Linked DNA regions of Homo sapiens: all the other regions are linked to region 1. A link is a contact called in ENCODE Hi-C or POLR2A ChIA-PET data. All regions are on one chromosome and are shown on one strand. Each heading gives the region's core, a stretch centred on a gene start or an enhancer-like site at or near the end of the contact. The rest is flanking DNA. Distances are from core to core; before and after follow the strand shown. Region 1 holds the start of C12orf76 (chromosome 12 open reading frame 76). Region 2 overlaps ANAPC7 (anaphase promoting complex subunit 7). Region 3 overlaps ATP2A2 (ATPase sarcoplasmic/endoplasmic reticulum Ca2+ transporting 2).

Evidence for each region. Hi-C counts contacts between places; a loop is a spot of excess contacts on that map. ChIA-PET counts read pairs that join two places held with the same protein, here RNA polymerase II (POLR2A). Pooled maps may share reads with other maps.
Region 2: a pooled map shows a loop between it and region 1 (2.4-fold over the local background). The contact joins the enhancer-like site here to the promoter of C12orf76 in region 1. A Hi-C loop is called at or near these places in 2 of 50 pooled maps. POLR2A ChIA-PET finds 5 or more read pairs at or near these places in 3 of 52 experiments (H1, T-cell and WTC11).
Region 3: a loop to region 1 is called in a pooled map, with 2.9 times the contacts of the local background. The contact joins the enhancer-like site here to the promoter of C12orf76 in region 1. A Hi-C loop is called at or near these places in 2 of 50 pooled maps. POLR2A ChIA-PET finds 5 or more read pairs at or near these places in 4 of 52 experiments (CD8-positive, alpha-beta memory T cell, GM10248, GM12878 and 1 more).

Annotation. Positions count from the first base shown.
Region 1 is chr12:110,046,550-110,050,210 of GRCh38, reverse strand. C12orf76 (chromosome 12 open reading frame 76) reads left to right here and starts at 1,689. Exons shown (of 2, transcript NM_001389625.1): 1 at 1,689-1,848. The coding sequence starts at 1,716. RefSeq lists an enhancer at 741-1,000 and a silencer at 1,921-1,980.
Region 2 is chr12:110,382,798-110,386,458 of GRCh38, reverse strand. ANAPC7 (anaphase promoting complex subunit 7) reads left to right here. Exons shown (of 11, transcript NM_016238.3): 6 at 1-132; 7 at 3,499-3,616. Among named protein-coding and RNA genes, the nearest start is that of ANAPC7, 19 kb to the left of the region's middle. RefSeq lists an enhancer at 1,659-1,718. Within about 2 kb of position 2,043, at least 3 of the 41 ENCODE cell types and tissues checked have a DNase peak (open chromatin) inside an H3K27ac peak, as active enhancers do.
Region 3 is chr12:110,311,381-110,315,041 of GRCh38, reverse strand. All of the region lies in intron 5 of ATP2A2 (ATPase sarcoplasmic/endoplasmic reticulum Ca2+ transporting 2), which reads right to left. Among named protein-coding and RNA genes, the nearest start is that of ATP2A2, 32 kb to the right of the region's middle. RefSeq lists an enhancer at 330-409. Within about 2 kb of position 1,886, at least 14 of the 41 ENCODE cell types and tissues checked have a DNase peak (open chromatin) inside an H3K27ac peak, as active enhancers do; they include GM12878, where a contact is called at or near this core.

The DNA.
Region 1 (3,661 bases), core at 440-2,939:
CCACTTTGTGTGTGCAGTGTTGGGCCAAACACTTAGCTCAATTCCCTCATGTATTCAGCAAACAGTTACTGAATATAATATGCTACTCTTCTAGTCTTGTAGCAGGACGAGCCGCAGACAAAACCTCTCAGACACCGAGTTGTAGAAGGAAGGGCTTTATTCAGCTGGCAGCATCGGCAAGCTACTGCCTTAAAATCCGAGCTCCCCGAATGCACAATTTCTGTCCCTTTTAAGGGCTCCTCACAGCACTAAAGATTTCACATGAAAGGGTCGTGATTGATTTGAGCAAGTAGGTGGTACGTGACAGGGGCTGCATGCACCAGTGGTAAGAGAGAAACAGAACAGGGCAGGGAGTTTCACAACGTTCTTCTATACAATGTCTGGAATCTATGAATAACATCGGTTTCTAAGTTATGAGTTGATTTTTAGCTACTGGGTGTGAGGCCTCTGAGCCCAAGCCAAGCCATCGCATCCCCTGTGACTTGCACGTATACATCCAGATGGCCTGAAGTAACTGAAGATCCACAAAAGAAGTAAAAATAGCCTTAACTGATGACATTCCACCATTGTGATTTGTTTCTGCCCCACCCTAACTGATCAATGTACTTTGTAATCTCCCCCACCCTTAAGGTACTTTGTAATCTCCCCCAACCTTAAGAAGGTTCTTTGTAATTCTCCCTACCCTTGAGAATGTACTTCGTGAGATCCACCCCTGCCCGCAAAACATTGCTCTTAACTTCACCGCCTATCCCAAAACCTGTAAGAACTAATGATAATCCACCACCCTTTGCTTACTCTCTTTTCGGACTCAGCCCGCCTGCACCCAGGTGAAATAAACAGCCATGTTGCTCACACAAAGCCTGTTTGGTGGTCTCTTCACACACGTTTGGTGGTCTCTTCACACACATGAAACTGGGTTTAGGCCAGGCAGGCCCAGGCCTGGTTTCGGGCCTGGCGCCGGGCTGCCCGTCTTTGGTTTCACTTCCTTGTTGTTTCTTCTTAAAACAGGTACTGAGTATAAAACAATATAAAACAAAATGAGAGGGTCTCTCTCTCCCCCAGTCTCTGGGACAGAGCAGAGAGCAAGAACAAAATCGCTGTGCTCGTGGACTTTACATGCTAGGGCGGAGCAGGTCCTCAGAAAATCATCAAATGTACGTTAAATGTATAAGGTAAATGGTGATGAGTCTAAAGTGAATGGGGGGAATGGAAGAGAACGAAGGTAGGGAGAATGTACATTAAGGGAAAGGGAGGGTTGCAATTTTAGAAAAGGATGTCTGGGCAAGGGCTCCCTGAGAAGATGGCATTTGTACTATAGAAACACAGTATCTATTTTCCAGGCCCGTAATGAAGGTTTAATAAGAAAATGCATGGATTCGTAAAAAATCTTCAATAGGCCCCAAATGGACCTACAAGACCTCGACCCCAATGGATGAGGGAACGCTAACCACAGCAGAACGGTAATCGCGGCGAACGTTGGCACAGACGGAAAGTTGATCTGAACGGAAAGTTGGTCCGGGGGAAACATTAGTTATTGAGGAACGTTAATCCGGAACAAATCTTAGGCAGAAGCGGAACTTAGACCAGGACGCACAGTTACCATGGCAATGACGCGCGCCCTAAGGGCGGTGGCAGCGACGCAGAGAGACCTGGGAGGAGACAGAGGCAGGGCTTGCGACGGAAGTGGCCTCTCTGCTTCTGCAGGGCTGGGGAAGATGCTGCGTCCAGCGTTACCGTGGCTGTACCTTGGCCTCTGCAGCCTCCTGGTGGGGGAGGCAGAGGCCCCGAGCCCCGTGGATCCGCTGGAGCGGAGCCGGCCGTACGCGGTGCTGCGAGGGCAGAACCTGGGTGAGCGGCCCTCGGGCTGGCGGGCGGCGGGTAGTGCCTGAGCTTTCACTGCTCCGGGTGCTGGAGCCGGGCATGTACGGAGCGGACAGGGGATAGAGTGGGGAGATGGGTGAGTGCGGGGGGTGCAGGTGAGGCCCCTCAGGGGGCCCCGAGACTCCCTCTCCAAAAGCCTGGGGCAGAAGGCCTGAACTTTGCCTCTCAGCAAGTGCTCAATATGTGCCAGAACCTTCGCCTCCCAGGTTCAAGCAATTCTCCTGCCTCAGCCTGCCGAGTAGCTGGGATTACAGGCGCACACCACCACACTTGGCTAATTTTTGTATTTTTAGTAGAGATGGGGTTTCACTATGTTGGCCAGGCTGGTCTCAAGCCTGGCATGGTGTCCAGTAAGCTCTCAATATGTACTGCTTGCCCATGAATGAACTGCAATCGGGAGACCTGGGTCTCATTCTGGGTCCTCTCCTCTCTGGCAGTGTGGGCTCAGGCTAGGCAACAAGGCACATCATTTACCCCACCCCTCTTCTTTCCCAGAGGAGCCAGTATTTATTGCAAAAATGATAACAGTTTTTGAGCATTTCCTACATCCCATGTCTTGTGCTACGCACTTTGTATACGCGAATTCATTTGAGCCTTACAATAACTTAATGAGAAACGTACGGTTTGCAGCCCTTTTTTTTTCTTTTACAATAGTGTCTCCTCTGTCACCCAGGCTGGAGTGCTGTGGCACGATCTTGGCTCACTGCAGCCTCGGCCTCCTGGGTTTAAGTGATCCTGCCACCTCAGCATCCCGGGCGAGTAGCTGGGACTACAGGCGTGCACCACCACACCTGGCTCATTTTGTTGTTGTTGTTGTTTACTTTTTGTAGAGGTGGGGGTCTCGAACTCTTGGGCTCAAGCAATCCTCCTGCCTCGGCCTCCCAAAGTGTTGGGATTACAAGTGTGAGCCACCGCACCTGATGTTGCAGCTCTATTTTTCAGATAAGGAAAATGAAACTCAGAGAAGTGAAGTTATTTGCCCAAAGTTACATAGCTAGGAAATGATGAGGCCAATACTAGAACCTGTTTGGGGGCTTGAAACATAAGTTGTGGGAGGATATCTTCAACACACACACACGCTGCGTAAATATGTGTGTGTGCATGGCTTTGGCTTTGGAAGGAGTTCTGGAACTTAAAGCTTGGCAAACTTCACAATAAATCTGCCCCTCGCCAAAGTCTTCCCTTCCCACTGTATCTCCTTGGTACATCTGTATATCTACAAAGTGGCTATTAGTATCATTTTGGATTATCTTGACTCTACATGAACTCAGTGTTTGCCATGTGTTGACGACTTACTGTGTACCTAGCACTCTACTAAATAGTTTCCACACATTATCCCACTCGATCCTTCAGAACAGGGTTTCTCAACCTGGATATTACGACATGTTGGATAAATGATTTCAGGGGGCGAGGGGCAGTGGGGGGGCTATGATAAACACTGTAAGAAGTTTGGTGGCATCCCCAGCCTTTAGATACCAGTAGCACCCCCTACTCCTAATCAAGATAGTCAAAATCTCTCCAGACATTGCCAAATGTCCACGGTACGCCAAATCCCCATTGGATACCCACTGCTGTGGAACAGTACTACTCAAAGGGTAGTCTGCAGACCAGTGTGAGTCTGCAAACTATGTTATCTGCAAAGAGATGACTACAGAAATTGAGAGTGTTTAGAAACTTAACAGTTTGACATTGTTGCAACATCCAAGCACTTAGAGACCAGTTCTAGGTGTCTCTGAACTGGAATGCTTTGCAGATGAAGGGAACTGGTTATTAGTCATGC
Region 2 (3,661 bases), core at 794-3,293, 340 kb before region 1:
AAAAATCCTTATTGCGAGATAACGTGGACCTATTGGGAAGCTTGGCAGATCTGTACTTCAGAGCTGGAGACAATAAAAACTCTGTCCTCAAGTTTGAACAGGCACAGATGTTGGATCCTTATCTGATAAAAGGTAAGTAATTCTTGGGGCAGGAAGACAGTGGCTGTTGTTGGGGGGGATCAGAGATAATAGGGAGAATATGCAGCATTAATACTCGATACCAAGTTTCATAGAAATGGTGTATAAAACTTATACTAGTCTTTTACTTTTTTTAGGTCATGACACATGTCTCTAACGCTTAGGTAATACCATTTGAGCAGCTGTTTTTGCTTGAATTCAAGTGTCTTCTCCCCACAGATCATTATTTGGCTTTTTTTCTTTTGAGGGGGTCATAGCTCCTCCTTATGACTTATAAATTTATGGTGTGCCTGACTGAGAATTTGGATGGCATCCCTAAAACCATAATATCCTTTTAGGGAATTTTGTTTTGCCATGTCCTTAGTATAATTAAAAAGGAATAAGAAAGGGATAAGGTGATTAAAGGCAGTAATTAGGCGTGAACAACAGAAAAATCACTGATCTTGAAAAAGATTGCAGGTGAAGGGTAATCTTCACAGGGACCTCCAACAGATGGCAGTTAGGACACTGGCAGTGAGTTCTCAGGAATAGTGGGAAATAAGGTCAGATAGATATGCTGTCTATTTGTAAAGGTCCAAAAAAGGCCATCAGAAAAACAGGGCCTTGTGACAATAAACAGTCTTATGAGCTCTTAAGCCAGGGGAATGATGGAGCTGGGAAGGGGCCATCCCAAGCGTTTAGATGAGGAAGCAGATCTAGAAGGATGGATTTGTTTGCACAAGATCTCCCCTCACCTCAAGTGCTTATTCCTCTTCTCCAAGCTGCCTGCACCCATGATGAAAATGATGTTTTAGAAATACTAGTCTGGCAACAGCTGGCAGCTTGGAATGGCAATGGCAGCTTGGAATCTCAGACCCAGGCCCAGGGGCTAGCAGGAGCATTGCAGTAATCTTGGCTTGAGAGGAATTTTCATGGGAATCTGAAGGGATAGCAAGGGATGGAAGAGAATGGTGGCAAGAGATGGGTAACAGTGAGCATAGGTCCCTTTTTATAGAATGTGGGTGAGAATAAAGCGGGGGCTGCGGAGAGGCAGTGATTTTTTATTTGTTTGTTTGAGACGGAGTTTCACTCTTGTCGCCCAGGCAGGAGTGCAGTGGCACAATCTCTGCTCACTGCAACCTCCGCCTCCTGGTTAAAGTGACTCTCCCACCTCAGCCTCCCGAGTAGCTGGGATTATAGGCGCCCGCCACCACACCCAACTAATTTTTGTATTTTTTTAGAAGAGACGGGGGTTTCACCATGTTAGCCAGGCTGGTCTGCAACTCCTGACCTTAGGTAATCCACCCGCCTCAGTCTCCCTAAGTGTTGGGATTACAGGCCTGAGCCACTGCACCCAGCCCGAGGCAGTGATCTTTAATGAACTGCATTCTGGATAGAACTACAAGCTTTTTTCTGGAATAGGCCAACTTTTTCTGAGACTGATTGGCTTTTCAGCAGTGTATTTCTGATGGTCTAGAACTCTGGGAAGAGAGACCTTAGTTGATGCCTTTTTTGGGCCTTTTCTGGTTGGGTTAGGGTAGCTGTGTATCACACCACAGGATAGAAGGACAAGCACTTCCTGAAAATAGCAGGCTTTCAAATTGTGAGGTAGGTTGTTCTGCTCCTTTGGTTTTTTGTTTTTTTTGTTTTTTTTTGTTTTTTTTTTGTGAGACAGAGTCTCACAGGCTGGAGTGCAGTGGTGCAATCTCGGCTCACTGCAACCTCCACCTCCTGGTTTAAGCAATTTTCTGCCTCAGCCTCTTGAGTAGCTGGGATTACAGGTGTGTGCCACCACGCCTGGCTAGTTTTTGTATTTTTAGTAGAGATGGGGTTTCACTATCTTGGCCAGGCTGGTCTTGAATTTCCACCTCGGCCTCCCAAAGTGCTGGGATTATAGGCATGAGTCACCGTGCCCGGCCTCCTTTGGTTTTGGTTTTGGTTTTGTTGTTAGAGACAGGGTCTCACTCTGTCACTCAGGCGGGAGTGGCACAAACATAGCTCACTGCAGCCTTGACCTCCTGGGCTCAAGCAATCCTCCTGCCTTAGCCCCCTGAGTAGCTGGGACCACAGGCATGTGCCACTGTGCTTGGCTAATTTTTTTTTCTTTCTATTTTATTTTACTTTATTTTATTTTATGTTTTAGACATAGTCTTACTCTGTTGCCCAGGCTGGAGTGCAGTGGTGCAATCTCGGCTCACTGCAACATCCGCCCTCTGAGTTCAAGCAATTCTCCTGCCTCAGCCTCCCGAGTAGCTGGTATTACAGGCGCCTGCCACTGTGCCTGGCTAATTTTTTGTATTTTTAGTAGAGACGGGGTTTCACCATCTTGGCCAGGCTGGTCTTGAACTCCTGACCTCGTGATCCACCTGCCTCAGCCTCCCAAAGTGCTGGGATTACAGGCATGAGCCACCGCGCCTGGCCCTTCTTTTTTCTTTTTTTTTTCTTTTTTTTTTTTTTTTTTTTTTTGAGACGGAGTCTCGCTCTGTAGCCAAGGCTAGAGTGCAGTGGCACGATCTTGGCTCACTGCAACCTCCGCCTCCCTGATTCAAGCGATTCTCCTGCCTCAGCCTCCTGAGTAGCTGGGATTACAGGCACACGCCACCATGCCCAGCTAATTTTTGTATTTTTAGTAGAGATGGGGTTTCACCTGTTAGCCTAGTCTCGAACTCCTGACCTCGTGATCTGCCCTCCTTGGCCTCCCAAAGTGCTGGGTTTACAGGCATGAACCACTGCACCTGGCCACTTGGCTGATATTTTAAAATTTCTTTAGAGACAGGGTCTCACCATATTGCCCAGGCTGGTCTTGAACTCCTGGGCCCAGGTGATCCTCCTGCCTCTGCCACCCAGAGTGCCAGGATTACAGGTGTGAGCCACCACGCCCAGCTGGGTTTTGCATTTTCTTTTTTTGAGACAGAGTCTCAGTCTGTCACCCAGGCAGTGCAGTGGCGTGATCTCGGCTCACTGCAACCTCTGTCTCCCTGGTTCAAGTGATCCTCCTGCCTCAGCCTCCCAAGTAGCTGGGATTACAGGCGCGTGCCACTATGCCCGGCTAATTTTTTGTATTTTCAGTAGAGATGAGGTTTCACCGTGTTAGCCAGGATGGTCTCGATCTCCTGACCTCGTGATCCACCTGCCTCGGCTTCTTAAAGTGCTGGAATTACAGGTGTGAGCCACTGTGCCCAACCTGGGTTTTGCATTTTAATAGTCACTTTGTAGGAAACTGGAAATAGTAGTTGGAGGAGCCTGTGATGGTGGAAAGGGCTTAGCCCCTGCAGGAGCTGGGGCCTCAGCATGGGGTCTGATGTTGGGTGCTACTCCTGTATGTGGGACCCCTGCTTCTCTTCTTAAAACACCTCTTCTCACTATGTCCTTCTCTTCTAGGAATGGATGTATATGGCTACCTACTGGCACGAGAAGGGCGGCTAGAGGATGTTGAGAACCTTGGATGCCGCCTTTTCAATATCTCTGATCAGCATGCAGAACCGTGGGTGGTTTCTGGGTATGATTATGCATTCTCTTTTCTCCCCAGTTGTCAGTAGATTAA
Region 3 (3,661 bases), core at 637-3,136, 260 kb before region 1:
ACAAAAAATTAGCCGGGCATGGTGGCGGGTGCCTGTGGTCCCAGCTACTTGGGAGGCTGAGGCAGGAGAATGGCATGAACCCAGGAGGCGGAGCTTGCAGTGAGCTGAGATCATGCCACTGCACTCCAGCCTGGGCGACAGAGCGAGACTCCATTTCCAAAAAAAAAAAAAAAAAGTGTATCTTCTGGATTTTCTGGACATCTCTTTATGTACAACATTCACTAAAACAATATTAGACCTTTTATATTTATACATACCTGTCTCATTTTAAAAAGTGGCTGTATAGTAATAATAAGCAATGAAATTTTGAGACTATTATTTCTAGACCAGGTACTGCTGGAACAGCTTCACAGGTTACTAATTCAATCTTCACAACTCTAAGGAGGGATCTATTATCTTTACTCCCTCCCTGTTTATAGATGAGGAAAATGAGACACTAAAAGGTACTTGTTCAAGGCCACAGTATTTCACAACCATACCATGAACTAAATGAATCATCCTCTATTTTTATGGCTATCTAGTTATTTCTAACATTTCCTTTTACGGTGTTACAGGGTTAACATCTTCGTCTGTTATCTTTTACTTTTGCATACAAATGTATACTCCCACCAAGTTTATGTCCCTCCTGTTTCCCCATTCTCTCAATCTTGTATTTTTCTGGCACTGATAATGCCAAGCCCTTTGTTTTACTTTTTTTTTTTTTTTCTTTTTTTGAGACAGAGTTTCACTCTTGCTGCCCAGGCTGGAGTGCAATGGCACGATATCAGCTCAGCACAAACTCTGCCTCCTGGGTTCAAGTGATTCTCTTGCCTCAGCCTCCCAAGTAGTTGGGATTACAGGCAAGCGCTACCATGCCCAGCTAATTTTGAATTTTTAGTAGAGACAGCGTTTCTCCATGTTGGTCAGGCTAGTCTCGAACTCCTGACCTCAGGTGATCTGCCCGCCTCGGCCTCCAAAGTGCTGGGATTACAGGCATGAGCCAGTGTACCCGGCCACCAAGCCCTTGGTTTTCAAAAGTTCCATTATCGGCCGGGCACAGTGGCTCATGCCTGTAATCCCAACACTTTGGGAGGCTGACGGTGGGTGGATCTCTTGAGGTCAGGAGTTCAAGACCAGCCTGGCCAACATGGTGAAACCCCGTCTCTACTAAAAAAAAAATACAAAATAGCCAGGTGGGGTGGTGCACACCTGTAATTCCAGCTAATGGGAAAGCTGAGGCAGAAGAATCGCTTGAACCCAGGAGGCAGAGGTTCCAGTGGTCCAAGATTGCACCACTGCTCTCCAGCCTGGGTGACAGAGCCGAGACTTTGTCTCAAAAAAAAAAAAAAAAAAAAAAGTTCCATTATCTTTTAATATAAAAGTTGGTCACAGTTAAATCTGCCCATCTAGGTGGTTTGGTGTTAATGCTTAGGAAAGGTGGTTCCCATGGCCAGCAGCGGTGGCTCACACCTGTAATCCCAGCACTTTGGGAGGCCAAGGCAGATGAAGCACTTGAGGTCAGGAGTTTGAGACCAGCCTGGCTAACATGGTGAAACCCCATCTCTACTAAAATATACAAAAAATTAGCCGGACATTGTGGTGGGTGCCTGTAGTCACAGCTAACGGGGAGGCTGAGGCAGGAGAATGGCGTGAACCCAGGAGGCGGAGCTTGCAGTGAGCCGAGATCATTCCACTGCACTCCAGCCTGGGCGACAGAGCGACTCCGTATCAAAAAAAAAAAAAAAAAAAAAAGGAAAGGTGGTTCCCAAACCACATGGTTTCTTCTCCTTTTTCCAAAATCTTCATCTCAGTAGCAAGAATGAAAAGGTTGGCACTTCCTGGTACTGTGACTACCACTGAATCATGGGGAGTAGAGAGGAGGTGATTACAGGAAATCAGGAAGGAAATGCCAGCCCCATGAAATCAGGTCAGGCTTCAAGATCAACTGGCCTATCATGGTCTGATGGTTGAGGAGAACTCTCATTTCTCACAGTTCTTAATGTCTTAGCTATTCTGACAGTGCTCAGGGGCTCTCAAACTCAAAAACTCTCTATGCTGATTTTTGTTTTAGACTATTTTGCTCTTCTGCTTATCCGTTTTCTAGAGTAATAATTTATACCTTGGCTTTGGAAACAGAGGTATAGCTTCCAGGATTTACAGAACAACTAAAGCAATTTTTCTTTTTTGTTTTGTTTTCTTTTTTTTTTTTTTTTGCAACAGAGTCTCGCTCTGTCCCTCAGGGTGGAATGCAGTTGTGCAATCTAGGCTCATTGCAGCTTCCATCTCCTGGGTTTAGGCGATTCTCGTGCCTCAGCCACCCAAGTAGCTAGGATTACAGGCATCCACCACCACACCCGGGTAATTTTTGTATTTTTAGTGAAGATGGGATTTCACAGTGTTGGCCAGGCTGGTCTCGAACTCCTGGGCTCAAATGATCCGCCTGCCTTGGCCTCCTAAATTGCTGGGATTACAGGCATGAGCCACCATGCCCGGCCTGTACTTCAGTTTTCAAAACTAAATAGCTAGAATCCTGAGGTGGACTTTCTGAGGAGGAGGACAAATGAACCTCCTGAAGTTGCACACAAGATTTTCAATATATGTTTTTGGGGAAGAAAGTCCATAAATTTCATTAATTCTCAAAGGGACTGTGATCTAGAAATGATTAAGATCTGCTCTAGAGCCTTGCTACTCAAATTATTGACCTGGGAGCTTATTAGAAATGCAGAATAATCAGGCCCCATTTCAGACTGAACCAATCAAAACATACATTTTAACAACATCCCCAGGTAATTCCTGCACACATGAAGTTAGAGAAACATTGATCTAAGCAGTGTGCAAAATCTTAAGGCTCCCCACCCCCCGAACTTTTTTTGGGAGACAGAGTTTTACTCTGTCTCACTCTGTCACCCAGGCTGGAGCATACTGGCACGATCTGAGCTCACTGCAGCCCTGACCTCCCAGGCTCAACTGATCCTCCCACCTCAGCCTCCCGAGAAGCAGGGACTACAGGAGCACGTCAACATGCCCAGCAAATTTTCATTTTTTATTTTTTTAGAGACGGGGTCTTTCCATGTTGCCCAGGCTGGTCTCAAACTCCTGAGCTCAAGTGAACCTCGTCTCAGCCTCCCAAAGTGCTGGCATGAGCCATGGCTCCCAGCCTCACTATGCAAGTTTTTAAAACTTTTTTTGTAAAGACAAGGTCTCAATATGTTGCCCAGGCTGGTCTCAAACTCCTGGGCTCAAGTGATCCTCCTGCCATGGCCTCCCAAAATGCTAGGATTGCAGGGATAAGCCACTGCACCCAGCCAACACCTTTTTTTTTTTTTTTTTAAACAATTCTCTTTTCATATTTTACAAAAGACTTTGGTACAGAGATTGTTGTGGCCCACAAAACCCAAAATATTAGCTGGACGCTATAGCTCACACTTATAATCCCAGCGTTTTTTTTTTTTTTTTTTTTTTTTTTTGAGATGGAGTCTCGCTCTGTCCCCCAGGCTGGAGTGCAGTGGCGCGATCTTGGCTCACTGCAACCTCTGCCCCCTGGGTTCAAGTAATTCTCCTGCCTCGGCCTACCGAGTAGCTGGGATTACGGGTTACGGGTGCCTGCCACTGCACCCGGCTAATTTTTGTATTTTTAGTAGAGACGGGGGTTTCACCATCTTGGCCAGGCTGGTCTTGAACT